7 separate regions of the Homo sapiens genome follow, and all the other regions are linked to region 6. The links are chromatin loops, found by intact Hi-C in ENCODE. Cell type or tissue: IMR-90. All regions are shown on one strand.

What was found. Peaks named below come from ENCODE experiments on the same cell type or tissue, not always from the same donor. Only the 100,000 strongest peaks of a DNase experiment are listed, where the experiment ranks them.
Region 1: a loop joins it to region 6, with 3 times the contacts of the local background. A loop is called at or near these places in 7 of 110 quality-filtered maps.
Region 2: it touches region 6 in a loop (2.4-fold over the local background); 6 of 110 quality-filtered maps call a loop at or near these places.
Region 3: it touches region 6 in a loop (4-fold over the local background); 24 of 110 quality-filtered maps call a loop at or near these places.
Region 4: it touches region 6 in a loop (9-fold over the local background); 93 of 110 quality-filtered maps call a loop at or near these places.
Region 5: it touches region 6 in a loop (16-fold over the local background); 47 of 110 quality-filtered maps call a loop at or near these places.
Region 7: it touches region 6 in a loop (12-fold over the local background); 8 of 110 quality-filtered maps call a loop at or near these places.

What each region holds. Positions count from the first base shown.
Region 1 is chr7:101,910,423-101,914,422 of GRCh38, reverse strand. All of the region lies in intron 1 of CUX1 (cut like homeobox 1), which reads right to left. Among named protein-coding and RNA genes, the nearest start is that of CUX1, 95 kb to the right of the region's middle. In IMR-90, no CTCF peak of the experiment used is centred here; DNase peaks (open chromatin) are centred at 362 and 2,062; H3K27ac peaks cover 2,950 bases.
Region 2 is chr7:102,043,798-102,047,797 of GRCh38, reverse strand. All of the region lies in intron 3 of CUX1 (cut like homeobox 1), which reads right to left. Among named protein-coding and RNA genes, the nearest start is that of CUX1, 230 kb to the right of the region's middle. In IMR-90, no CTCF peak of the experiment used is centred here; a DNase peak (open chromatin) is centred at 2,397; H3K27ac peaks cover 292 bases.
Region 3 is chr7:101,540,832-101,544,831 of GRCh38, reverse strand. It overlaps COL26A1 (collagen type XXVI alpha 1 chain), which reads right to left. Exons shown (of 13, transcript NM_001278563.3): 6 at 736-834. Among named protein-coding and RNA genes, the nearest start is that of LINC01007, 26 kb to the left of the region's middle. RefSeq lists a silencer at 1,730-2,024 and an enhancer at 2,038-2,706. In IMR-90, a CTCF peak has its summit at 1,840 (motif pointing left); no DNase peak of the experiment used is centred here.
Region 4 is chr7:101,686,730-101,690,729 of GRCh38, reverse strand. No RefSeq gene overlaps it. Among named protein-coding and RNA genes, the nearest start is that of MYL10, 59 kb to the right of the region's middle. RefSeq lists a silencer at 2,049-2,178. In IMR-90, a CTCF peak has its summit at 2,229 (motif pointing left); no DNase peak of the experiment used is centred here; H3K4me3 peaks cover 183 bases.
Region 5 is chr7:101,600,661-101,604,660 of GRCh38, reverse strand. No RefSeq gene overlaps it. Among named protein-coding and RNA genes, the nearest start is that of MYL10, 27 kb to the left of the region's middle. RefSeq lists a silencer at 1,932-1,991. In IMR-90, a CTCF peak has its summit at 2,080 (motif pointing left); a DNase peak (open chromatin) is centred at 2,090; H3K27me3 peaks cover 429 bases.
Region 6 is chr7:101,811,908-101,815,907 of GRCh38, reverse strand. No RefSeq gene overlaps it. Among named protein-coding and RNA genes, the nearest start is that of CUX1, 3.7 kb to the left of the region's middle. RefSeq lists an enhancer at 1-26 and silencers at 1-87, 128-517, 1,437-1,846. In IMR-90, CTCF peaks have their summits at 248 (motif pointing right) and 1,607 (motif pointing right); no DNase peak of the experiment used is centred here; H3K4me3 peaks cover 2,113 bases; H3K27ac peaks cover 781 bases.
Region 7 is chr7:102,270,513-102,274,512 of GRCh38, reverse strand. It overlaps a transcript of CUX1 not described here. Among named protein-coding and RNA genes, the nearest start is that of SH2B2, 14 kb to the left of the region's middle. RefSeq lists an enhancer at 1-379. In IMR-90, a CTCF peak has its summit at 2,103 (motif pointing right); DNase peaks (open chromatin) are centred at 472 and 2,272; H3K27ac peaks cover 152 bases.

The sequences.
Region 1 (4,000 bases), 99 kb before region 6:
GAGGGAAAGAGGGAGGGAGGGAGGGAAAGAGGGAGGGAGGGAGGGAGGGAGGGAAGGAAGGAAGGAAGGAAGAAGGAAGGAATCGTAGACACTTTAAAAAGCAGGGGAGGAAAGAAAAAAAAACAACAACGACAATAAAACAACAAACCAGGCAATGAGGGGAAGATACCACCACACCACACTCTTCTCCCCTTAGTATTTCTGGCATTCAGGCACATCTTGGGCAAACAAGTCCTAAGGAATAACGTGGGCTAGAATTCAAGAACAGATGTCAAAGCTATTGCAGAAAAAAGGGAAACACTGAACATTTTGATAGACCACATTTGAAACACATCCCAGTTAAGGGAAGGCAGGGAAAAAAAAAAAAGAGCAACCGAAACCAATGTGGTGGAACGGGGGATACAGATAAGAGAGGAGCAGTCACAGCGAAGCAGAAGGCTCTTCAAAAATATAAACAATCTGGAGGGAGGAGGGCTTTGACATCTATATTTAAGCAGCAGCAGCCGAAGTTATAAAAGGAGCCTTCGAAAGAAGGCGGGGAAGAAAGCCAATATTGAAATATGACAAAAAAGAAAAAAAAAGAGTTGATGTTTCGTTCCAATCGCACACAGACGCAGAAAACTTAGGAGAAAAACAAAAAGAACATGACTGCTTTTGGCCGGGGGTCCCTACTTCCCCCACTGCATGGAAGCCTAGCAGGGTGGGGGTGCTGGGGGCGGTTACCCAATCGGTGGGCATCTACCGATGTCTTTGAGTTGGCAGGCGCTGGAGGTATGAAGGTGGGGTCCCAGCCCCGACCCCCAACTTCTCATCTAGTGGGTCAAGTGTGGGAAACGCTGGGGAAGATGCCAGATGAGCCGGGGGTCTGTGGGCCCCCTCCGTCCCCCTCGGTCCCCACCTGCCCCTCCCTGGGCTGATCTGTCAGAGAGCCTGCCTGGTGGAGGAGGAAACTGAAACAGGTGGCCCGGTGCAAGGTGAACCCACCTTGATCCCGGGGCTGCAGAGCCAGTGCGCCTGCGGCAACTTGCTGCTGGCAGTCGGGGACTCAACGGGGGTCTGCGGCCCTCCCTTCCCCGTGCCCGCAGACATATGCAGGTCGGCATGGGAAACCCACGGGGGTCTCCAAATTTAACACCGAGCCGCCACCCGCCACCACAGAAACAGATTGGCACAGCGAGGAGGAGAGACTGAGCTGCCGCCGCCCCAGATTGGGTTGATCAGATTTAAGGCTTGAAATCTTTGACCAGGTCCCTTGGAGAAAATTTTTTTAAAAAACAACACACACACACATAAAAACCAGTACCACCAAATCCTTTCTGAAGGACGCTAAGGCGTTCTCGGGCTGTGGGAGGAGACAGCGATTAAACATAAGCCAAATACTGTTTTATTATCTACCAAGCCTGCCTATCCTCAAAGCGTCAACTACAATGACACATTAACAAGGGAATGAAATGCATCTTGGGGAGGTGGAGGTGGGGGTCCCAAATGCAGAGGCCTCGGCCCATGAGTCACGGGTCACGTGTGAGAAGGCGTATGGAGAGTCGTCACATCTGAAAGGCATTAAAAAGTCACAAAGAGCAAAAAACCTGGACCCAACCTCCTCCATGCCCAGCAATACCCTGTCGGTTTAGCCCCTCACAGATTTTCCTGTAATGTAAAAAAACACGGTGTATTGTAAGGGATATGATAATCATCAGATACATCCAAGCCAAAAAGCAAACCGCAACACAATGTTTAAAAGAATATCCATCCATATGCTCGCATAGGCTGTGATTATCTCCAGAGGGATACAGAAGAAACTTGTGACCGTGCCTGGCTCTCTCCAGAGGGGCCGGTGGGGAGAGGGACTTACTCCATAGTGTGTATCTTTGGACTGTCTTGCCATTTGGATGCATTATCTAGCTGGAAGAACTGCACTAACTATTAATTTTTACAATCCTGCTAAATGTGAACGAGTGCGTACACAAATGGTAATGCATAGTGTGGGACACGTGAGCCTCTGCGTTACGGTCTGTGTGTCCACCTGCAGGGGCAGAGGCCTGGAATCCAGAGCCTCGTGGGTCTGGTGATGCAAGAAGTGAGGCGAGTTATGTCCTTTGTCAAAACAACAGCTGTTTCTTGCACAATATGCTGCCCACTGGCCAGTCTCAGGGCGTATGGAGATAGAGGAGGAGGAGGGAGGGGGGAGGGGGAGGAAGAGGGGAGGGGGAAGAGGGGTTGGTGGTGGCGGTGGCCACTGCTGGTCACAGAAAACACCACCAAACCAAGCCAGAACTCTCCCGAGGAAGACAGAGGAGGGTATCCGCTCAGAACTATCTAGAACTCCTCTCCAGCTAGAAACACCTGCGGGCCCCTGGTCCCAGGTCCCAGGTCATGGGAAGCTGGCAGGCTAGCAGCAAACTGATGGGCTCAGAACCTGGCACTTCCAACGAGGCTGAGACAGAAACTTTACTGAGAAAATGTCTGGCAAGGAGAGGCACCAGAACGCAGAAAATGTGTTTTTATCTTTCTAAGAGATCACAGGATGACTGATGTCAGGAGGCAATGAGGACCCACATGGGTCAGGTTTCAGTCCCACCCAGCCGGCCCCTTGGCAGCCGTGTGGCCCGGTCCACCTTACACCCCCAGCACTCGCTGGACGGCAACTATTCCTCTCTCAAGTCAATGGGCCGAGCTGACCAAGAGCTTCCCAGGTGTAGACTCAGCAAGTGGGTGTCACCAACAGGAGCCCCACCCTTGCACAGAAGAGCTTCAGAGGTCAAGGCCAAGGCTCAGGTCATCCACTGGCGGGCCAAGGTCAACGCCAAGGCTCAGGTCATCCACTGGCGGGCCAAGGTCAACGCCAAGGCTCAGGTCATCCACTGGAGGGCCAAGGTCAAGGCCAAGGCTCAGGTCGTCCACAGCAGAACCAAGGCCAAGGCCACGGCTCAGGTCATCCACTGGAGGGCCAAGGCCAATTGCCAAGGCTCAGGTTGTCTACTGCAGGACCAAGGCCAAGACCAAGGCTCAGGTCATCCACGGCAGGGCCAAGGCCAAGGCCAAGGCCAAGGTTCAGGTCATCCACTGGAGGGCCAAGGCCAAGGCCAGGGCTCAGGTCGTCCACCGCAGGACCAAGGCCAAGACCAAGGCTCAGGTCATCCACGGCAGGACCAAGGCCAAGGCCAAGGCTCAGGCCATCCACTGGAGGGCCAAAGCCAAGGCTCAGATCATCCACCACAGGGCTGAGACCAAGGCCAAGGCCCAGGCCCAGGCCCAGGCAGTCCACTGCAGGGGCAGGCCAAGCCTATCACCAAGTCGGCCTGGCTGCTGCTGTCTCAGCTCAGAAACCAAGGCCTACGTGCACACAGGCATCCCTCATCCCGTGACGCTGGTGTACAGCTGGGGTGCTGTGGATAGCTGGAATCCTGTTTTCCTCACTGATTACAATTTCTGGGATGTTTTTTCTCCAATTCTGACAGCTCCTCAAAGGGCAAAGCTCCTAACATTTTAAGTTTCTCTCTGCCCCCAACTCCAGACTTTCTGCCAGGCATTTCAGATGTTATTAAAAACAAAATTAAAAAACTACCATGTAACCAGCTGTCTGCTTAACAGAAATAGTGGGAAAATTTTTTTCCCAAATAAGTATTTAAATAACACCAGAGATCCATTTGGATTTGCCCATCTTTTTTTTTTTTTTTTGAGACAGTCTTGCTCGGTCGCCCAGGCTGGGGTGCGCTGGTGTGATCTCGGCTCACTGGTTAACCTTCACCTCCAGGGTTCAAGACCCAGCCTCCTGAGAAGCTGGGATTACAGGCATGAGCCACTATGCCCAGCTAATTTTTATGTTTTTAGTAGAGAGGGGGTTTCGCCTTGTTGGCCAGACTAGTCTTGAACTCCTGGCCTCAAGCGATCTGCCCGCCTTGGCCTGCCAAAGTGCGGAATTACAGGCATAAGCCACCATGCCTGGCTTGGATTTGTTCACCTTTAAAGTGTATGTGGGCCGGGAACAGTGGATGATGCC
Region 2 (4,000 bases), 230 kb before region 6:
CATCCATATTGAGTTTTTCCAAGGGAAGGGAGATCTGCAGAAAATAAAATACCCTAGAAATTTAAATTCCACGATAGTCAAATAAATACTGTATGACTGAGCATTACAAGTTGGATGATTTTACTCCAGGAGACGAAAATGAGTAAGAGTCAATCTATTCTTACAGACACATACTGCTTTCTAATCATCCATCCATCCATCCATCCCTCCCTCCCTCCCTACCTCTAGACTAATCATCCATCCATCCCTCTATCCAGTTATCCATCCATCCATCTCTCCCTCCCTCCTTCCCTCCCTCCCTCCATCTCTCCCTTCATCCATCCATAGCTCTATCCTATCACCCATCCATCTATCCCTTTATCCAATCATCCAGCCATCCATCCCTCTATCCAATCATCTATCCATCCATCCTTCTATCCAATCATCCATCCATCTATCCCCTATTCACCCTCCCTCCATGCAATCAACCATCTATCCATTCCCATTTATCTAACAAATCATCCATCCACCCACACACCCACCATCCACCCATTCATCCACCAATCCATCCACCCATCCACCATCACTTAACAGAGCGCCAAGCACTGTGCCACATGGGGATACAGATCTTGCTAAACTGTTAAGCTTCATGAAGGCAACGGCTACATTCATTCACCTACCACCACTAACCAGGGTCTAGTTCTGGTCTAGCCTGGCATACATGCTCCACAAATATTTAATGAATCAATGAATGAACAGACCTTCCCTGAGAAGCTCTTGGTCTGGAAGGGGACAGGGTTACAGCCCTGTCATGAGCAAGGTAGGGGAGCATCCTGGGGGTGGGAACACTAGATGAGCAACAAGATCGCTTTGGCGACTCTCCCAGTGTGGCCTCCCTGACAAAGAATGCACTTCGCAAGCTGTCAAGAACAGAAGTGAGCTGGGTGTGGTGGCTCATGCCTGTAATCCCAACACTTTGGGAGGCCTTTGTGGGAGGACTGCTTGAGGCCAGGAGTTCAAGACCGTCTTGGGCAACGTAGCAAGCCCTCATCTCTTCAAAAAAAAAATGCAAAAATTAGCTGGGTGTAGTGGTGTGTACCTGTAGTCCCAGCCACTCAGGAGGCTGAGGCTGGAGGGCTGCTTGAGCCCAGGAGGTCCAGGCTGCAGTGAGCTGTGATCGTGCAACTGCACTCCAGCCTGGGTGACAGAGTGAGACTGTCTCAAAAAAAAAAAAAAAAAAAAAAAAAAATCCAAACCAAACCAAAACAGAACAGGAGTGAAATGGGGGCTGGGCACAGTGGCTTACGCCTGTAATCCCAGCAGTTAGGGAGACTGAGGCAGGTGGATCACTTGAAGTGAGGAGTTCGAGACCAGCCTGGCTAACGTGACGAAACCCTGTCTCTACTAAACATATAAAAATTAGCCAGGTGTGGTGGTGCGTGCCTGTAATCCCAGCTACTTCAGAGGCTGAGGCAGGAGAATCACTTGAACCTGGGAGGCGGAGGTGGCAGTGAGCTGCAATCGCATCCCTACACTCCAGCCTGGGTGACAAAGCAAGAGTCCATCTCCAAAAACGGGAAGTGAATTGGGTAAGTCCTGGGGTTTCCCGGGGTGCCAGCTCTGTCCCGACTCCCATAGGGGCTGACATTGGTCTATCACAAGGGACCTCAATTTCCTTACCTGCAACCCACTGGTCTCTTCAGCCTCAGGTTTTGAGTCAACTTTGCCACAATATCATTTTCCTAAGTCATTCTGGGGTTCTTAGAGCTTCCTCTTGTGCATTTCAACTCAGTTCAGCTCAATTCAACAAACATTTCCCAGGCACCTACTACATCCCAGGCACTGGGAGATTCAGAAACCCCATGCACCCTTCCTTGGCAACCTGAACCCCAAGGCCAGAGCCCCATGTTCAGGAGCCATGTACGCAGCTGGGTCCCTGGAGCGGGTCCCCTGGCGGAGATGCCAAATGACAGCTGGGAAGGCCCACTCTGCCCGAGTTCGAGCTGTAAACATCCAAGAAATCTACCAGCAGTTACCGAGAGGATGTTAAAAATAATTATCCACTGAAAATATTAGATTTGCTCTGGATTGTTCATTACATACAATGGTTTAATAGGACTTTTATTGAATAGCTGCAGAGCTCTGGGCCGAAATCAATTTGCCCTCCACGTGGAATTTTGATGTCTGCTGTTGACTTGTACAACATGGAGCAATTTGTAATCGCTCCAGCTTGCCGTTGTTTTCAAAGCTCCTGCTATATCACAAGCATTTATTTCTGACCACAAAATTACATTTATTCAACAGAAAGCAGCTCCGGGTCTTTAAGAGGTTAACTTCTGGAGTGCTTGGCTGCGCTCCAGCCCACATCGGAGGGGGCGCGCGGGCGCAGTGGCACCCGGCAGTGGCGGCAGCGCCGGGCGGGCGGCCGTGATTAATAGACTGCTGAGAGCGCCCCTTTCCACAGGCGCACGGCTCCTGCCCCGGCTTCCATAGATCATGGACTTAGCCTCAACATATCTGACTGAAATTGAATTTGGCTTCTCTCTCAACTGTTCATTTCCTATGTTATGCAAGGTTAGATCCCTTTCTGCATGAGCAGAACCAAACCAGCTGCAGCTTTGGAGGAGAAAATGTGCTTTCAATTATGCAGCTGGCCTGGATGTTGAGCCGCAGTCCGACGGGTCCCTAATTGAGCCATCATGGCGCGAACTTACAGGGAGACACTGTGTGTGTCAGGCTTGCGGGTTTTGCCATAAGATAATGACAGTACAGCAGCCACATCACCACAGTGACCACCACGGCTAACACCACTGTCACCTCCACCACTGCAGAAGGCCCAAGAGCCTGCGGACAGACATACTGGCTGAGAAGTCAGTTCCCCAGCAAAGGTCCAGGGCAGCAGGCTGTGTTAGGGTCCCTGGGAAGCCTCCCTGTATCTTCCAGCCAGAACGCATCATCCTGTCCCCAGAGTGCCTGGTCTGCTCCACAGTCGCCTGTCTGGCCACAAACCCAAAGAAGACCCTGACAACCCCTCCCTACTCCCAGCAGGGCACTGACCTATTTTGCTTGTGGGCGTCTAGGAACCAAAGTAGATGCTCGCACATCACACTCAATAAGTACTCATTAACAAGGAGAAGGCGAGAAGCAGGGGGAAATTCAGCTAAGAATGTTTTATGTAACCACTTCCATAAGGCAAAGAATAGATAAAGCATCTAAGACAAGATACGGGCCCTCAAAGCATGTACAATCTTAAGAGCAGGCTGGAAAGAGGGGAAAAGTTAATGCAATAACAAGAAAACAGGCACCCTGTTTAGAAAATGGGCTAAGGTGGCCGGGCGCAGTGGCTCACACCTGTAATCCCGGCACTTTGGGAGGCCAAGGCAGGCAGATCACCTGAGGTCAGGAGTTCGAGACCAGCCTGGACAACATAGTGAAACCCCATCTCTACTAAAAATACAAAAATTTGCTGGGTGTGGTGGCACACACCTGTAACCCCAGCTACTTGGGAGGCTGAGGCAGGAGAATCGCTGGAACCTAGGAGGTGGAGGTTGCAGTGAGCCAAGATGGCACCACTGCACTCCAGCCTCTCCAGCCTGGGCGACAGAGCAAGACTCTTTCCAAAAAAAACAAAAAAACGGAAAATGGGCTAAGGATCTCAAAAGAAAACACATAAGGCCTGGCGCAGTGGCTCACGTAATCCCAAAAACTTTGGGAGGCCAAGACAGGAGGATCACCTGAGGCCAGGAGTTCAAGGCTACAGTGAGCCATGATCGCACCACCGCACGCCAGTCTGCACAACAGAGTGAGACCCTGTCTCTCTCTAAAAAAAGACATGCAAACGGCTGACAGGTATATGAAAAGCTGCTCAACATCTTTAATCATCTGGAAAATTTGACTCAAAACCACGATGAGGTATCACCTGATACCTGTTAGAAGGGCTATTACCAAAAAGACACACGAGTGCTAGTGAGACATGGAGAAATGGGCATCTTTGTACACTGTTGGTGGGAATGTAAATTGG
Region 3 (4,000 bases), 270 kb after region 6:
GCCAGGTGTTGTGGCTCACCCCTGTAATCCCAGCACTTTGGGAGGCCAAGGCAGGCAGGTCACCTGAGGTCAGGAGTTCAAGACCAGCCTGGCCAACATGGTGAAACCCTGTCTCTACTAAAAATACAAAAATTAGCCAGGCATGGTGGCAGGCACCTGTAATCCTAGTTACTCAGTAGGCTGAGGCAGGACAGTTGCTTGAACCTGGGAGGTGGAGGTGTCAGTGAGCTGAGATTGTGCCACCGTGCTCCAGTCTGGGCGACACAGCACAAGACTCCATCTCAAAAAAAAAAAAAAAAAAAAGCCAGGTGAGGTGGTGGCTCACGCCTGTAATCCCAGCACTTTGGGAGGCCAAGGTGGGTGGATCATCTGAGGTCAGGAGTTCGAGACCAGCCTGACCAACATGGTGAAATCCTGTCTCTATTGAAAATACAAAATTAGCCAGGTGTGGTGGCGCATGCCTGTAATCCCAGCTACTCAGGAGGCTGAGGCAGGAGAATTGCTTGAACCCGGGAGGCAGAGGTGGCAATGAGCCGAGATGGCATCACTGCACTCCAGCCTGGACAACAGAGCGAGACTCCCTCTCAAAAAATTAAAAAAAAAAGACCCCGTTTTTCTGGTACCCAGCAAGATCAGGGCTGTGGGTGCGTGGGACACCTCGCCTGTTCCAGTAGAGAAGAAAGCCCAGCCCCTTCCGCAGGTTGACAACATCACATATGTGGGGGGTTTTCTTACCAGGCGGCCCCGCTGGACCCTTCTCTCCTGTCTGGCCTCGGTCACCTTTAGACCCGGGGGGGCCTGCAGGCCCTGGTGGTCCTGTCTGCCCCGGGGGCCCTGGGGAGAGAAGGAGACAGGGCATCAGAACATGGTGGACCCCCAGCCTCCAGTGGCTCCAGGCCTGGCCCCCTGGGCTGTCAGCCTACGTTCCCCCAGGAGCCCTGCCTACCTGGGACTCCCTAAACAGGCAAAGGCACTCACATCACCTTGGAGCTGGTTATTACAACTTACAAACCAGCTTTGCACTTACAAACATCTATGATTCTAAGAACTGCTTTCGTTCCCATTTTCAATGTGGGGAAACTGAGGCTCAGGAAGGTTGGTCCCTTGCCCAAGCTCACACAGCCAGGCTGCAGATGAAGTTGCTTAGCTCCAGGTCCCTCTCTCACACCCTGCTGTCTCTCTGCTTAGGGTCAAGAACCGGGCTTGTGGCAAAGTGCTCCCCAACAGGTGGCCTCCGAGGAGGCCCCAGGAGGTCCTGAAGGATGGATCTTCCCAGCTACAGATCTCTAAACCCCAAGGGTGGACAAGGAGATGGAGAGGTAAGGCTTGCTGTGTGGCCAGGGGACAGCCTTTTCTCCCTCTGGCCCAGAGAGGATGCTGAAAAATGTTTGCTCAGCACCTTAGGAGGCTGAGGCAGGAAGATCACTTGAGCCCAGGAGTTTGAGACCAGCCTGGGCCACATAGTGAGACCCCATCTCTACAAAAGATACAAAAGTTAACCGGGCATAGTGGTGCACGCCTGTGGCCCCAGCTACTGGGGACGTTGAGGTGGGAGGATGGCTTGAGCCCAGGAGGTCTGGGCTGCAGTGAGCTATAATCACACCACTGCATTCCAGCTTGGCTTACAGAGCGAGACCGTCTCAGAAAAAAAAAAAAAGTTTGCTGATCTGATGAAGGGACCTGCACTGAGTCTTAGGGCCCTTTGCACTCTGCCTGCATGGGACTGTGGTATGGTGGGGAGGGCCTGGCTGGGGGCTGCTGGCCTCGGAAGAGCCCCACCTGCGCTCTGGAATCCAGGTTGGCTGCAGGTGTCACCATGTGTAGAGTGTGTGCCCCACCTGGTGGCCATTCTTGAAACTGCATTTTCCCCTGGTTGGAAAGGTCTTGCCAGGCATGCGCTTTCGTGGGCCTGGGTCCCCGGTGGGATGGGAAGCCCCTCCTCCTCCATCCCCCAAGAAAGATCTGAAGAATGTGGGCATGAGGTAACGCTCTGGGGGTGAGACCTTAGGGACAGCGGCTCGAGGGGTAGGCCGGGGGCCAGAGTGAGAGAGGTCCCCCTTCCCGTAGGAGACCTGAGCTCGGCCCTCCTCCCGCAGCCTTCAGTCCCTTTCCAAGAATGCAGGATACCCTACTCTCCTTCCCCGGCCCTGGGACTGGCCACTGGAGGCCACCTGTGTCATGCATCTCTCCTCCCTGCTCTGCCCCTGCTCCCCAACCCAGCATCAGAATAGACACTCAGAACAGAGGGCAGAGGGAGAGCGCCCCCTCCAAAGGGCTCTAAGGGCAGAGAATCATGGAGGCAAAATGCCCCCAGCTTGCTGGCTTGCTGGGTGACCCCAGGGGTGTCACTTAACTTCTCTGAGCCTCAGGTGTCTCCCCTGTAACCTCAAGGCTTCCAAGCTTTGTGTGAAGATTAAGAGTGATATCTGTAGGCTGGGTGCGCTAGCTCACACCTGTAATTCCACACTTTGGAGGCCGAGGCGGGTGGATCACTTGAGGTCAGGAGTTTGAGGCCAGCCTGGCCGACATGGTGAAACCCCGTCTCTACTAAAAATACAAAAATTAGGCTGCGTGTGCTGGCTCACACCTGTAATCCCAGCACTTTGGGAGGCCAAGGAGGGCAGATCATTTGAGGTCAGGAGTTCAAGACCAGCCTGGCCAACATGACAAAACCCCTTCTGTATTAAAAATGCAAAAAGTAGCGGGGCTTGGTGGTGCGTGCCTGTAATCCCAGTTATTAGGGAGGCTGAGGCAGGGGAATCCCTTGAGCCCAGGAGGCAGAGGTTGCAGTGAGCCGAGATCACGACACTGCACTCCAGCCTGAGTGATAGAGTGAGACTCCATGTCAAAAAAAAAAATTATATCTGTATTTGAAATATTTTCATATCTGATATGAAAATATTTAATAACTGGCACAGTGCAGATCCTGACCACTCATGGTAGACCTCAGCCTTCAACCCCTGGATTCAGCCTTATAGACAGGTGTTGTTTGCTAAATGTCCTCCAGGATAAAGCCCCACCTCAGTGTCTGGCAACCAGGAGGGCTTCATCGATTGCAACTATGATTATTACAATTGTGATTAAAGCAAAGGTAATTACAGCCCCAGGTGGCAGAGCCCAGACCAGTAGGTAGAATCTGCAGAGGGAAAATTCTTCCCCTTAACTTTAAAATGTGGCCAGGGCCAAGCATGGTGGCTCACACCTGTAAATCCCAGCACTTTGGGAAGCCGAGGCATGAGGATTGCTTAAGGCCAGGAGTTTGAGACCAGCCTGGCAACGCAGTGAGACCTCGTCTCTACTAAAAATTAAAAAAAAAAAAAAAAGCCAAGTGTGGTGGTGTGCACTCGTAGTCCCAACTACTTGGGAGGCTGAGGCAGGAGGATCACCTGAGCCTCGGAGATGAAGGCTGCAGTGAACTATGATCATACTACTGTGCTCCAGCCTCAGTGACAGAGCAATACATTGTCTCAAAATAAAATAATAAAATAAAATAAAATTGTAAAAGTGTGGCAGGAAGGCAGGGGGGCAGATGTCCTCCAATTCCAGCCAGAGAGTTCAGAGAGCAAACCCCAGAAAGAGGTGGGAAGCAGTAAGTTCCTGCTCCCTGGCCAGGCAGAATGCTGCAAAATTGAACCCAGCAAGGCTGGGCTGGGGGCCATAAGTGCAGAAGCCAAGGAGCAGGGCAGATACTGAAGACAGTAGCTGAGCTGTAAGACAATAGGGAATGGTGGGGACTGCGGCAAACTGCACAGCCTGGACTGGACCTACAGTGGCAACCCAGTAGCTGGTTGTTTCCATGAGGGACTGCCAGCCCTGATGGCCAATTTTCTCATTTTTATTTTTATAATTTTTTGTAGAGACAGGGTCTCACTATGTTGCCCAGGCTGGTCTTGAGCTCCTGGCTTCATGCAATCCTCCCACCTCAGCCTTCCAAAGTGCTGGGATTATAGGTGTGAGCCACTGCACCTGCCCAAGATCATCTATTTTTTTGAGACAGGGT
Region 4 (4,000 bases), 130 kb after region 6:
CCAGCACATGCTACTCTGTGCCCACCCACCCCAGCCCATGGTTGTATTAATGAAACTCAAAGAAGCACTCAGGGCTACACCGAGGTAGGGCAGAGCAGGGGCTGAACCTGGATCCAACTCCCAAGTGTAGGACTTGCTCTGTGAAGCCTTCTTGGGGGCACTTTCCAGAATGTCCCCCAGCACCTATGGCTCTCAGCCTGAGACCCTGAGAGGTAGATGCCAGTGGGTTTTGGGGTTCCTGGGGGCTGCCTGGACTGGCCCGGCCTGACCCAGCTCAACTTACCCCTAGGTGCTCTGGGGCATTCATTATGGGTGACACTGTCCTGGTGCCTGGAGGGCAGAGCTTTCTGGGTTACCCAAGCCAGGTGATGACAGACGGGGTCTGTCCCCAGGGATGTGTCCACAGGAGAGAATGGCTTTAGCTGCATGCTGGGAGCGGCTTCTGGACTGTTCTCAGAAGCGTGGGGCCCTGTGCAGGGCATCTTGGCACTGAGTCACCCTCTCTCCCAGCTGCAGTCCGCAGCGGCACTTTGCCCTACCACTTAAGTACATGCATGCACTCATGCATGCGTGTGTGTGTGTGTGTTTTAAATTCATTGCTTTTGGTCTTCCTTTTATTTTCTTTCTCTTTTTAGAGACAGGGCCTTGCTTTGTCACCCAGGCTGGAGTGCAGTGGCACAATCACGGTTCATTGCAGCCTCCACCTCTTGGGCTCAAGCAATTCTCCTGCCTCGGCCTCCTGAGTAGCTGGGACAACAGGCACACGTCCCCATGCTGGGCTAATTTTTACATTTTTAGTAGCGATGAGGTCTCACTATGTTGCCCAGGCTGGTCTCAAACTCCTGGGCTCAAGCGATCTGCACCCCCTTGACTTTCCAAAGTGCTGGGATTACAGGCACAAAACACCGCACCCAGCCTTCTTTTCTTTTATGAATATAGTGACAGATCTTGGTTGGTGTCTAGTCTCTTCTGGTTTGCTGTGTGACTCTGCACTAGTCACTTGGCCTCTCCGGGCCATAGTTTTATCATCTGCCCTAAATGCCCTTTGAAAAGTTTCTTTGTAAATGGGGTGTTTGGGGCGTGCTACAGGCTGCCGATGGACCAGCATCGTGGTGGTGGTGGGCTCTCAGCTCTTCCTTCACCTGGCTGAGTTCACTATTGTGTCTGAGCCCGGGACCATGGGAGGCTCTGATGCCAGTTTCCTGAGGCTGGGACCCAACCGAAGCCTCCACTTAGGGATCAATCAGGGAGGGCTTCCTGTAGGAGTTGATGCCAGAGTGGGCCCTGGTGAGGCTGGGGAAACACCTTTCCCGGCAGGACGATCAGCCATTGCAAAGACCAGAAGGCAGCTGTAGGACAGTGGGAGTCTCAGAGGGACAGAGGTAGGGCATAGAGTCAGGGACGTCTGAGCGTGGCCCAGTCACTCTGCCTCAGGGTTTAGTTTTGGGCTGGGAAGGAGCTGGAAGGGCTCATTGTGGTCAGAGTTGGGGCACCCCAGGGCATGGCAAGGGCATCTGCCAGACCTGGGTTCCAACCCTGCCTTGGCCATCCACCCCCATGTGACCTTGGGCTTTGAGCCCATCTTCCTCGTTGGTAAAACGTCTAATAGACATGTTGGGAGGAGTAAATTAAAGCAGCTCCTTGCTCCTGGTACAGTTGGGGTCTGCCCCTTGCCCCCTTGGTTTTGGGGTAGTGGCACCCTTGAGCCTTCTCACTCTCACACGGGGCCCTAAAAACCACTACCCCCAAACTGAGGGAGAAAACGCCTAGGCGAGGAACTATCCTGGAAGGATGTGAAGAGGAACTATCCTGGAAGGATGTAAGTGAGGGTGCACCCTCACTTAGGGAGCACCGCCTGGGCCAGGCCTTCTGCCTGGCACTCAGCATGCCACCCTCCCTTACTCCGTGGACTGGGATTCTCCTGGGTGGCCCCTCCCTCCCCACGGTTGATTCCTATTCGTCCACTTTGTCCTGCGTCCCAGAGGCATGGACAGGCCGTGCACTCCAGGTCTCCTGCTGAGGGACCGGAGAGGCCCCTGGGACCACGGGAGCTGCCGAGGGCTAAGGATGCCAGGGGTGGGGAGGGAGGGTGGTGGAAGGGTTCCCGGGTGCGTGTTTGAGCTTTGGGGCGAGGCTGGGGCCCGGGGAGTGAGGACCTGGGGAGTGGAGACCCGGTTGGTGGCAGCGCGGCCCCTCCGGTCTATCCCGATCCTCGTTAGCGCGGCGCCACCTAGCGGCGCCCGGGGGAAGCGGCGGCTCGACCTCGTCCAGAGCGCCTCGTGGGGTCCGGAGTTCCCCGTGCTTCTGCTGCGCCCTCGGGGAGCGAACGACGGGCAGGGGGGACAGGAAGGGGCCGCCCTGGCCTCGGCCAGAGGAGCAGGAGGCGAGGGCAAGGCTGTAACTCCTGACACCTAAGGGCCTGGATGCCCGGGGGAAGAGGCGGGAGGAACGAAGTCAGGGCTGACTCAGCCCTGACCTTGGACCTGACCTTGACCCCAGGCCCTGTAGTTTGCTTCCTTAACCCCAGTTTCCATGAACAGAAGCCTCCACTTAGTCCCATCAGGGAGGTCAAGGGGGAGGCAAGAGAGGAGGGATGTCCAGCCTGGGCAGGGAAGAAGGTCAGCCCTGGGAGTGCAGCAGGGGGGTGGCGGGGGCTGGGTAGGGTGGGCTCAGGGTGCACTGGGAGGGACAGGGGACAGGAGGCACAGGCTGTGGGTCGCAGGCCCAGGATGGGCTGCGGGGTGGGACCTGTGGCAGAGGATCCCAGAAGGCAGTGAGGCCAGGGCTGCAGGGTCTCCTGTCCACCCAATAGGACCCCACCCTGGTTCCTTACAAGTAGGAGGTCCCCAAGCCATTGCCCATATCCTGACCCCCTGTCCTGCAAGCCACAGCCTCTTCCTCCCTCCCCTGTCACTGAAGGACCAACCAGGAATACAGTGTTTAAGTCAAGCAGAATGGACACATCTTTAGGGAGCCCAACGGTGGGGTGCCAGGGTCTGAATGGCGCTGTGTGTAGGGGGGTTATATGCTCGGCTCCCAAGCCTGGGGCAGGTCATTCTGGCTCTGCCCAGATTCCACGCTGACTTTGGGCAGACCAGCATCTTCCCCAGCAAAAGGCCCTGTGGCATGGGGAAATTCCTGCGCATGAAGCTGGAGATGCACGGTCTATGGGTGAGTGGACCCCAGTACTACGGTGGAACCCCCAATACTGCAGGGGCACCTCAGTGCAAGGCAAGGCCGTGCACACCTGTCGTAGGACACTGAGAGACATTAGCGTAGTGATGATGCCTATGTGTGTATGTGTGTGGTCTATGTGAGTACAGCTCTGTGTGTTAGTGTATGTGTGTGCATCTGGTGTGTGACTACATGTCTGTGTGTGCGTGTTTGTGTGTGTCTCTGTGTGTTAGTGTGTGTATTCATTTGAATGTGTAAATACATGTCTGTGTGTAAGTGTGACTCTGTGTGAATGTCTGTGTGTGTCTTTGCGTTAGTGTGTATGTGAATGCATGTCTGTGTGTGCCTGTGAGTATGTATCTGTATGTCAGTGAGTGTATATGTGAATGCATGTCTGTGTGTGTACGACTGTAGTGTGTGTGTGTGAATGTGTGTCTGTGTGACTAGGGGGTTGGAGGGTGTGAGTGGAGCTCTGGGCAGAGTGGTCCCTGTGGCTGTACAATTTGGAAAATGCCCTCTATGCCCTGCCCACCTCCCTGGGGCAGGGGGTGCCGTCCTATTTCCCTGGTGAAGCCTGCAAATTCCTCCTGGTGTAGGGGGTCCCCTTCTCTCCTCTACCTCCCCTCCACGTCTTGCCCACAACCCACAGTCCTGCTCTTTGCAGATGCCCTCTTGGGCTGTGTCTGCTGAGGGGGGCTCGGGGCCACCCTACTTCGTGACTTCAGCCTGAGAATCTTTTTATTTATTTATTTTATTATTTTTTTTTCTGAGACTGAGTCTCACTCTGTTGCCCAGGTTGTAGTGCAGTGGCATGATCTCGGCTCAC
Region 5 (4,000 bases), 210 kb after region 6:
ATGCTGAAAGGGAGTCTCCTTCCACAATGTTCTCTCCTGGTTGCATCAAGGAGAGATGCTGGATTTGGTGCAGACAGGTCTCTGACCAGCCTACTGCCCTCTTTAGCAAGGGAGCAGACACCAGGCTGAGAGCCTTCCCTAGGCCCCGGCAGCCAGCCAGAATTGAACGGCATTGTTCCGTTTTCATGGTATGCATTTTTTTTTTTTTTTTTTGAGACGGAGTCTTGCATTGTCACCCAGGCTGGAGTGCAGTGGCATGATCTCGGCTCACTGCAACCTCTGCCTCCTGGGTTCAAGCAATTCTTCTGCCTCAGCCTCCTGAGTAGCTAGGATTACAGGCACCTGCCACCACGCCTGGCTGATTTTTGTATTTTTAGTAGAGACAGGGTTTCACTATGTTGGCCAGGCTGGTCTCGAACTCCTGACCTCGTGATCCACCCACCTCAGCTTCCGAAAGTGCTGGGATTATAGGCATGACCCACTGCTCCCAGCCATGGCATGCATTTTTATGCATGTTGTCTGTATGTGGCACAGGGGACTAGCTTTTCATTTTTGATAGCAAGGTTTCTTTTTTATAAAAGCTTTCTTTAAAATAAACATATGTATAGGAGTCGATTTAAGGAAAAAGATAAATGTAAACAATATTTAGCTACAAAAAAAAAAGTCATGAAGGTGAAATGAGAATCACTGAAGTCTGGGAAAAGGCCAGGCGCGGTGGCTCACGCCTGGAATCTCAGCACTCTGGGAGGCCGAGGTGAGTGAATTACCTGAGGTCAGGAGTTCAAGACCAGCCTGGCCAACATGGTGAAACCCCGTCTCTACTAAAAATATAAAAATTAGCCGGGCATGGTGGCACATGCCTGTAATCCCAGCTACTGGGAAGACTGAGGTGGGAGAATCACTTGAACCCAGCGGGGGGCAGAGGTTGCGGTGAGCAGAGATTGCACCAGTGTACTCCAGCCTGGGCGGTAGAGTGAGACTCCGTCTCAAAAAGATAATAATAAAATAAGGCTGGGCATGGTGGCTCATGCCTGTAATCACAGCTACCTGGGAGGCTGAGGCAGGAGAATCACTTGAACCCTGGTGGTGGAGGTTGCAGTGAGCCAAGATTGTACCACTGCACTCCAGCCTAGGCGACAGAGCGAGACTCTGTAAAATAAAATAAAATTAAAAAAAAAAGTGAAGTCTGGGAAGAGCTGAATTCTGAAGAAGAGGCTGTGAGAGATTAATTTGAAGGTGGATGTTCCAGAACCTTCTGGAACACGGGTTCCAGAACTGGTGTAGCTTCACTATACCAGTGTCATCTTCCAGTCTTGAGTCCAAATCTCCTTGAATAAAGAGGCTTGATCCTGGAACCCAAACAGGCAGGGTGAGGCCAGGGAAGTGTGGCTGCTCACAGACAGACGGACACACAGCCTCCCAGCCCCGTGGGAGCTTCTGTGCTGGCACCCGCGTGACGTGGGGTTTCAGGCTAGTAGCAGGTCGTGGGGGCCCCCGAGGCTTCTTAACAGACTATGAGAGGGACTGTGTTGTGCGGGGCAGGTCCTGCCTCCTCTAGGCCCCAGACCCCTTTGTGCCGCCAGGACTCTGGCCTGACGTGGTTGGTGAGCGTGGGCCTGGCAATGGGGCTGGGAAGGAGAGGCCAGCCTGGAGCCGCCCTAATCCGGGTTTAGCTCTCACTTCAAAGCTGGTGGCTTCAGCTTCATTGGAATGTCCAGCCATGGGGGAAGGAGGGACGCGCCTGGCTCCCATCAAGCGCCAGGGAGTCACTGTGGCCTCTTGAGGGCCAGGGTGAGGGGTGGGATGGGGGTGGGGCTGGAGAGCTCAGTGAGGCATCTGGGGTGGGGAGCCCCAGCCCTGCCCCTTATAGCTGTGTGACCTCAAGGCTAGTGGTTCAACCTCTCTGAGCCTTCATATCCCTCATCAGGGAAACAGGGTTAGCGGCACCCCCTCTCCTGGGGCCATATCTGGTGCAGGGCCTGGCCCAGGGCGGGGAGACCCCAGTCTGTGCACAGCCTGGTGCGTCAACGGGCTTTTGCAGCGAGGGCGGCCCTTGTGGCTCCACAGCGCCATCTACTGACAGCTGAGCAGCCTCTCCTGGCTCCGCCTTCCCCAAAGCCTCTGGGGCTTGGGAATCTCTAGATCACAGTCGGCACAAGAGTCCACAGCGCAACTTTGGTGCAGAGAAGACTAAATTCAAGCCCCGGCTGCTTAACCTATTCGATGTTAAGTTTCCTTAAGTAAAAAAAAATAGCAGCAAACACTTAGAGAACAGTCACCGAGCCCCAGGCAGTGTGCACTAACGTGTGTAACCCTCCCAGCAACCCTGAGGAGTACATCCTATTATTATACCATTTGACAGATGAGAAGACTGAGGCCAGAGAGGGTAAGGCACCGAGTCAAGACGCCTACCTGCCTGGCCTGTCCCAGCTCTGCCGCTTACTGACTGTGCGACCTACAGAGCAGCCAAGTGAGTACAGCTGGGGCACCCGCCTTGCACGGCTGCGGGGAGGAATTACACCTGGGAACAGTGGAAACCCTTGGCTCCAGACGCTGTGATCCAGTGACTCCAGCCACCTAACGCTCGGTGCCTCTGTGTCCCCATCTTCAGTGTTTTCACACATCTGTGACGTCTTCGCTCTGAGTTGGTGGCCCCTGCCTGTCCACATGTCCCCAGCAAAGGTCCACGAAGCAATCCTCTATCCAGCCTCAGTCCTGTGTCCTCGGGGGCACTGGAAGGCAGGCAGTTGGCAGGAGGCTGGGGAGGGCGGGATATTCAGGGGGAAGAGACCTTGGTCCTGGTCCCATGTCCACGGGAGGGGACCAAGGAGGGTTGTGTGTCCCGGGCCCTAAATGGAGCGGGACACAGTCATCGGGGACCTCAGCTGTTAGACTCTGATCCACGCCTTTCTCCACATTTGTTCAAAGTGGGTTTCCTCTCCTCGCGGGCTTCCAAGTGTTCTTTAGGTGACCTGACCCAACCACTCACTCAGGAACCTGGGCAGCACCCCCAGGACAATGGGTGGCAGGGGGGTGTCCCTTTCTGTCCCCACCTGTCACTGCCTGGCTGTGTGGTCCCCTCTGCCATCCTTTGTTTCCTGGTCTGCAAATGGAATGACATTATACCTCCAGCCATTTCCACTGCCAGCACTCCCATAACCTTTCCCTCCCTCTCTGCAGCCCAGCCCATCAGGGCATTGGGTGATTCAAGGCTGCAGGTTTGAGGCCTCCAAGCACCTCCAGTGGGAGGCTTGGAGACAGACAAAGCTGTGAAGTTTGACTCCCAAAGTGGGGCAACAAGATTCCTGGCTTCCATGGATAGGGGCGGTAGAAGAGCCAAGGATGGGGCCTCGATGAGGCTCTGGATCCCTGGGACAGCCTGGAGGGACAGCCTCAGGCTCCTGCACCGTCTGGGTCCCACCTGCCCCTTTTCCACACTGCCTCCATTCAGCGAAAGGCCCCTCCTGGAATGCCCTCATCCATTCTGGTAAATACTGGTTCTTCTCCCTCCTGCCCTGCCCAGAACTTCCATCAAGCGGGCAGACGTGAGTCTCCCATAAAAGCTGGAGGCCTGGCCAGATGCAGCGGCTCACGCCTGTAATCCCAGCACTTTGGGAGGCGGAGGCACGCGGATCACTTGAGGTCTGTAGTCCAAGACCAGCCTGGCCAACATGGTGAAACCCCGTCTCTACTAAAAAAATTAGCTGGGTATGATTGTGTGCCTGTAATCCCAGCTACTCGAGAGGCTGAAGCATGGTCATTGCCTTTGGGATGGGATCTCCGGCCAGGCTGGGCCCAGAGCAGTCCTGGCTGGGGACTGAGGACTCTCACTGGCTCACCATCCAGGCAGGCCCTCCTGGACAAGAGCCGTCCCTATGCCCACCTGCCAGTGAGGTTGCCCAGTCCCTGGGTGGCCTGGGCCACCTGACACATGGCCCTCAACAGTCTACACAGCACCTGGACCTCCACTGTGAGGTGGGCCAGGCAGGCTGGAGTACCC
Region 6 (4,000 bases):
CGAGGACGCGGACTCCTCCTCACGGCACCGCCGCAGCCATGGCGAGCCCGAGCCGGAGCCGGAGTCGCAGCCCCAGGGCGCGGCGGCCGCGGCCCGGCCTCGCGCGCGCGGCCCCGGCCCCTGCTCCCCCAACCCCCCCACCGCCGCCCTCCCCCTCCCCTCCGCGGGCCGACCGGCGACCCCCGCCCCTCGGGACAACCCCCCCCAAAGTCCGCGGTCGCGCCGGCCACAGACCCGGCCCCGAGGGGGCGCTGGAGGGCAGCGCCCGGGGTCCCCCGGCACCGCGCACCTGGGGAGGGCTGCGGGGGTGGGGGGGGTCTCCCGCTGGGATCGCGATCGCCCGCGGTGGCCGAGCGCAGCGCCTTCAAGACTCCGGTTGGGGGGAACGTCGGAGCGCCCCTGTAGTGGTTAGTGTACAGAGCGCGGAGACGCCGCTACCACCTGCCCGGGACCCCCCACACCCGACCCCTGCGTGGCCCAGGCCCCCCGCAGCAGCGTGCGTGGGAGGCGCCCCGACGGTGGACGGCAACACTCTGATCCCTCTGCGCCCAGCGAGGACCGGGACACCGACACGACCAGGAACAGCGTGGCATGTTTGGAGGAGTGGAGTTGAGGGGGAAACAGCCCTGACCCTCTCAGGGGGCCGCGCGCGTGGATGCCCCACACCCGGACAGCGGCGGTGCCAGCGTCGCACCCGAACGCACCCCAACGGCGGTAGCGCTGGGGGTCCCGGCAGCCCCCATTCGCCCAAGCCGTTCCAGTTTAGGCCACGACAGGAAAAGTCTGGGAGCCCAGTTCTGTGTCCCCCCGCGCCGCTTCAGCGGAACAGCCCAAGAAACTTCCTGTGGTTCAGACACCTTGGTTTGTTGCAACTTTGGGCGCAGAAAGTTGGAAAGTGTGGGTGCACTCACTGAAAACGGAAAGCGTGGTCCCAAGTTTACAGAAATGCTAAAATGCAAACCAAAAAATAAATTCTCTTTTGATTTCTCTCCTCGCGGAAAGCTGGCGAAAGCACACGTTTTATGATCGTCATCTTTCATTGATTATACACACGTGTGACTTGGAGTTTCCAGTAGGAATACTGTTCTTTGACTCTCCCGTACTTCACTGAACGAGTAATTAGTTAAAACAAGTCCCCAAATTCCTTAATCTCAAAATGCATATGTAAATAGAATCTGCATAGGATACAAAATAAAACGCGCAAGTGGAAAACAATTGCTTTTCAAGTGAGTTCGAGGGTTGGCGCAGTGAATTCGGCATTTTTGGAGGAAGAGGCTGGAAATGAAAGTCCCAAGATTTAGAGAACACGCGTGTCCCCAGGTCTTGCGCAGCTGGCCAGGGGCCTCAGTTTCCCCAAGGGGAGGCCCCTGATGTCGGGAACGGGGTTCACTGTCTCCCCAACGCAACCTTGACTCGCCGGTGGGTGGGAGCGCGCTGGCGTCGGGGGGCACGTTGCGAGCCTCCACCCTAGATGCGGTGACGCCGCGCACAGCAGGGCACTGTGGATCTCGGGTGGCCAAGGGCTGCCTCCGTGTGGGGCGCCCCGGCCCGCGCGCTCAGTCGGCCGGCCGCCGCGCTGTAGCTCCGACCGCGCCGCCCGGTAGAGGGCAGCGGCGCCCCGACACTCGGGTCCTCGGGTCCTCGGGTCCCCGCGCACGTGCCCACCGGCGCGCCCAGGCCCCCGCGCCTGCCACGCCCTGTCCCGGAGTCAGGCTTCTGGCGGGAAGCGGCATTGCCACCGAGGGACATTCCTGTCCCGGGGAAATGCGACTTCTAAGGATGCCTGCACACTCGGGGAGGCGGCGGGGGTGGGGGGGGGGGTGCTTCCGCCTTCCCCTGGCATGTCTATTTCTGCGGTGGCAGGCAGGCGAGACCTAGGAATTGCGCTAAAGGTGGCTAGACAAAATGTGCAGGGGCTTAAAAAAAAAAAGAAATCCCTCCCATGGGGAAGGCTCAAGGAAGGATCAGGGAAATGGTTTGGATTTGATGCAGATGTTCTCAATCTAATTATCGTGTAGATCCCCTGGGTTTGAACCAAAAAAGTGAAATATATATGACCTGTGTAATACTCCCGAAATACATCTGGTTGGAATTCAGTATTCTGAATCCATGGCAATATTTTAGAAATAAATCTGATGACTATTAAATACCGTTGTTACATTTCTGGTTATATTTATATTATTTACATGCTAACCTGACTTAGTACAGACACACTATATTGGATGGCCCAGAGGTTAACCTCTATTTAAATACAGTTGAGTTCTCCCACCAAAGTTTTGGGTTACATAAACCTTGTTGCTCTCTGCAGGGGGTGGTGGGAAGGGAGGAGTTTAGAATAACTTTCACCAGCACCATAAAACGTTACTTTGTAAAAAGAAATTCATTCAAAATAAACCACTGATCAAAAGTTATCTGCGTTGAGTGAAACAGCAGAGACCTAAAAAAAACTTTTTAAAGTGCACTTTATTTTTCTTGAGCAAGTATAGACACAGAATAAAAGCAAATTGTATTTATTTCCAAAGACTATTTTGTTTCTTTTGTATTGTTTCAGATTGATTTTTAGCCCCACCATTGTAAAAACCCAGGAGTACCCACTGGCAGAGTGGATCTACAAAGATGTGCGCTGCATAAAATATTTACAAAATATTTTATAGGTTTTAGGACCTAGATTTCCACTGGCACCTACAAAGATAATACAGTAATGGCTATGACCTCCCAGAGCACGGTGTGAGAGGCAGGTAAGTTCTCAAGATAAATGGCCCAGTACCAAGAAATACCTAGGGCACCTGGACACATAATTAATATTACTTAGAATGAAAAACAAGGAAAAAAAAAAAAAAAACAATCCACAGGCATTTGGTCACTTTTCGACACTCAGGCTCTCCCTTTAGGGGATGAAATCTCACAGTTTCCAAGTATATGACCAATTTGCCACCCAAGCTTTCAAAATCAAGCCCCCAGTCATCAGATGGAGGAACTGACCAAGATGATGTTTGTTCCTGACGCCTTTAAATGAAATACAGCTTAGCCCCAAATAAGGTAACTAAATAATTAATATTTGAGCCCAGAATTCCTAAATTTCTTTTCTGGCCCATTTTATTTTGCCTAAAAAGCAGTAAGTAGCCACATGAGGGATGTGATAATACTAACTAATTTAACTTGCAGAAAATTGTAAAGTGCTTTTGGGAGTTCATTCTTTCCTATCTTCCTAACACTAGTGGATTCTCCTTTCCCTGACATCCACATATAGTTTATTAAATCCACTAAAGTAAAAAAAAAATTGTCCAATTCTCCAAAATATGGGTAATTACTACTAAATTGGCCCTCTTTTGGCAGCTCCAAGAAGTGAAAATGTGTCGCGTTGTTTTCTAAAGATTCAAATTTAAAAGTTGTTCTGTTATACTTCACCTAATTCCTTGAAGGAATTAACTATCAAGAATTTCTTCCAAATTGAAAAATGTCTTACACTGTAAGGCATTATTTTAAAAATCCATTTTCTTTATCCCACACAAGATCTTTTATTATGGACTCATACAATTAAATTTCACCTAAAGTTAAGAAACTTTATCCCCAAGAAAAGTTGGGGAATAATCTATAATTTTTACCAAGCTAGAAGGAAAATGAAAAAAACTCAGAAATCAGATATACTTCAAAGGAAAAATCAAGAGGTTCGTTCTAAAACCTTAATGCATTTTCTGAATTTTTTTTTTTTTTGCATCCAAACTAGAATGAGTTTCAAATAGTTTTCAACAAGAAATATTTTGGATAATCAGAAACAATTCATAATGCTAAATGCTTCTATCGTAATTTATTCATAAATAAACATAAAGATATGACTATTTTGATGCATGGTATAAAGGAATCATACTCTTAATAAAAAGTTATGTGGAGAATCTCAATTTTACAAACATAGAAGTTCAAAATTATATCGAGGTAGTAATTCAAGCTGCCTGAATTTGTAAATGTTTTAAATTTAGGACTAAGACCAGACAGAAGTTTT
Region 7 (4,000 bases), 460 kb before region 6:
TCCAAAGTAGCCGGGACTATAGGTGTGCGCCACCACACCTAGCCTTACCCGACCCTTTGAAGGTTGCTGCTGCATTGCAGGCGTGGGGGCCTGACCTTCTTAGAGGAAGGGACTACTCTTTGGGGATCTGTGTTCTCAGGCGGTATCACCTGTCTCCTCTTCCCTCCTCCTCCCTCCTCCCATGGGTCAGGCCTCTCCTTACCGTAGAATAGGGCAGTGGCCTCTTTGATGGGCTCTGGGATCTTCTCCAGGCGGTGCTCAGCGGCACCCTGCAGGTGACAGGAAGCGATGAGGAGGTGCCTCCGCACAATGGGCACGGAATATTCCCTTTCAGCATGGCCAAGGCAAATGGCAGGGTGGGTGTGGCAAGGAGTGGGTGGGGCCATCCGGGGTGCAGGCTGGCTGCAGGAGGGCCCGGACCTGGACACGTGACATGAGCTACCAAAGAAGAGATGGCTGGGCCCTGAGTCACTCCTGAGGCCAGAGTTCAGCAGCAGTGCAGCTCTCCTCGCAGCCACTCAGCTTTGACATGCATCAGACACCTGGGCCTCCCTGGCCCTGCAACCAGCCTGCCACGTGACCTGGGACAGCCCAGACTTCTCTCCCGGAGTCCCACTGTGGACTCTACAGAATGGGAGGTGGGCGAGGAGATGCTCTCCCTGGGCTGTTTATGTCCCAGCCTGCTGTGATCTCTGGGCTCCAGGTCCTTTAGCTGGGAGATGGGTGCATGGTCCTGGCCTTGCCTCTGCCTCTGCTCTCAGGGCAGTGCCTGGAAAGACGGGCCTCTGTGCTACCGCTAGGAAGCCCTGTGGCCTCTGCCCCATGGCCTGTCACCCCAAATCGGAGGCAGGGTGGTATTCATGGAGTAAGCAGGGAGAACCCAATGGTTTTAGGTGACAGCCCTTCTGGGTTGTCACCAGCTGCCTGATACACAGGCTAATCTGGGAAGTCAGTGTTTGCAGAGGCTAAGTCAGTTGGGCAGGTATCGAGATGGGCATGGGGCAGGGGGGTGGGCTCACCTCGGCATCGGGCCGCTGGATGGACTGAATGATGCTCAGGTCCTGCTCCAGGCGGGCGATCAGCTCTCTCTGCTCAGTGGCTGTGGCCACAGCCTCAGTGATACGGACTTGCAGCTCCGCACAGCGTCCTGTGGCCAAAGGAAGACATGGCCGTCAGAGGGAGCCTGGTGGGACCCTTGGTGCCCTCCCCTGGTTCTGCCTCTCCAACCCACGGTCTGGAAGCAGGGCTGCCTGGATGCTGTGAGAGTGCTGGCTATTCCCTCCCAACTCACCACTGCCTAGAAGACCCCATTAGACCTAGGGCCTCCTCCAGGAAGCCCTCCCTGACTGTCAGAGGCACTCCTGGCCCCAAGCACTCTCTGGATTGATGAAATCCCCTGGGTAGGAGAAGGAGCTCAGGTCAGGGATTAGGAGAAACCGGTGCAATGTGGCTCTGCCCACGGCTGTTTGGGGGGCCCTGGCCAGCCCCTTTCCCTCTCTGGGCCTCACTTTGCTTGTCAGGCAGGGGCAAGGAGGCTCAGGTTGCTTCCTAGCTGATGTTCTGGGATAATGTCCAGTGGGAAGCCTGGGGGTAGGAGAGGCAGAGAAAGCCGCGGGGGTGCAGTGGGGCGCGTAGGGGTGCCACCTCTGGGCTGACAACAGAGGTGCTTGGTCCCGCCCCCAACAGAGGCTCCAGCTGCAGTGGTTGGGGTGGCGTGGTCCCCAAGGAGTCCCCCGACCCACAGCCCTGTCTGTCTCTCCCTCCTCCAGGTGCCAGGGTCATCTTTATAACAAAGCATCCAAACTGTGACTTTCCTGCCCTGCAGGAGGGTGAGAGATGTCGGGGAAGGGACCCAGACCCAAGCACGCATTGCCAGGCAGGACTTCAGTGACCCAGGAGCCAGGCAGCCCTGAGGGTGAGGTTTGGCCCTGTTTCTGGTTGACTGTGCGGCTCAGGGCCACTGGATCCCCCTTTCTGGTCCCAAATGGTGACATGTAACATGGTAACAATAAACCTTGTTTAGGGTGAGCTGTTGGGGCCGCAGAGAGGGAGACTGAGGCCTGAGACCCAGGACGCTGTCCTTTGGGGTAGGCTGCACAGCCGCCAGGGGGCACTGTGGCCTCAGAAATGCACAAAGGCTGCAGGCTGTGGGCAGTGCCAGGGAAATGGTATGTGCGGCCTCCTCCGTGGACTCATCCCTGACTGCGCGGCCTGCTGACCGGCTGTCATACCTGCCCTGGCTGGGCTTAGTGTCCTGGGCCAGGATGGGGCAGCCCAGCCTCACCCCCACATGCTCCTGGGTTCCCACTGCACACCAAGTCCTTATAGATGAGTCAGAAAAGACGATTCACATTTTACAGTCAAAGAACGGAGGCTTCCCGACCTGGGACCAAACCCAAGGCATCCACCCCCAGCTCTGTCTAAGCCCTTGCTCACACCAGAGTCTCGCCTCGTTCAGGCCCCGAATGGATTTATTTTATTTTATTTTATTGAGACAGAGTCTCACTCAGTCACCCAGGCTGGAGTGCAGTGGCTCCATCTCGGCTCACTGCAACCTCCGCCTCCAAGGTTCAAGCAATTTTCCTGCCTCAACCTCCTGAGTAGCTGGGATTACAGGCGCCTGCCACCGTGCCCAGTTAATTTTTGTATTTTTAGTAGAGACGGGGTTTAGCAATGTTGTCCAGGTTGGTCTCAACCTCAAGTGATCTGTCCGCCTCAACCTCCCAATGTGCTGGGATTACAGGCGTGAGCCACCGCACTGGGCCCCTAAATGGATTTCTTCCTTCAGACATTCACTGAGCCCCTGGGTCCCTGGCAGGAAGGTGGTATCTGCGGAAGTGAGGAGGGGATGAGGGAAGAGGCAGGACCTGAAGGCAGGACCCGGCCTTGGAGGGAGGACTGTCGGGGGCAGGGTTGGGGCTGGCCCTGGGCCACCTGCAGGGACTTTAAGGAGACCCCAAAGGGGAGAGGTCCAGAGAGACGATAAATACCATGCCCTCCTGGCCTGAGTACAGAGTCCTTGGGTCCTGGCCTGTGGGATGGGATGGCAGAGCCGGCCACACATGCTTAGGATGGGAGGTGGACAGCGGTTGTGAGATGTAGGGAGAGGAAACCACCAGAAAGCTAATGGGGCCTTGGGTCACATTAATAGAGGTGAAGGTCCTGGACCAAGGGAGGGGATGCTTCAGTTTGGCCACAAACAGGAGCACATCCAAGAACCGTGCTGGGACCATGGGGACAGACTCCTGGGATAAAAAGAGGGCGTTAAGCTCCAACAAGGCTCAGGGAAGCCACATTCCACCTCAGGGATGAGGGCCTGGGGGACAGAGAGACAGGGCTGAGATGGAGAACCTTTGCAGAGGTGACTTTTGCCTGGCCAGAGTGAGCCCTTTTCCCTGGAGGTGTGCGCCTGGCAAGAGGGGTGGATAAAAAGCTGCTGAGATGATTCCTTGCACTGCCTGTTTTATCTGCCCCCAGTCTGTGACCACCCCAGTGTGGTCTTGGTCAGGTCCCTGGGGTGGCAGCAACTTGCAGCTCCCAGCACCATCCGTGGGCACCAGGGAGATGATGGGGTGCGTGGGCCTGGTCCCCGTGCACTTGTTCCTGTGTCTGCTACTGCAGGGGTGGGCACACAGTCCTGCCGTGTATGTAGGTGACATTCTGTGCAGGTGTGAGCATCCTGGCTGCAAACCCTCTATCCTAGGCTGCCCCGGTTCCCAGCTGGTGGCCCGCTATCCTGGAAAAGGCCCATGTGTTAAGCTGGCCTGGAGGCCTGGCCATTGGCGCTGCTGCAGATGCTCTGGGCACTGGGTTAGCTCCTGAGGGGATCTGAGGGTGCAGGGCTGAGTGGTTGGGGGAGGCCATCCCTGAAGAGGTGGCTTGGGGTGATAGGAGCACAGGCCAGTTGCACGGGCAGCAGAATTGGGGGATGGCTGCTGGTGAGGCAGAGAGAACAGGCTGGGTAAGACAGGGCAGCAGAGGCTGGCAGACGGTGAGACTG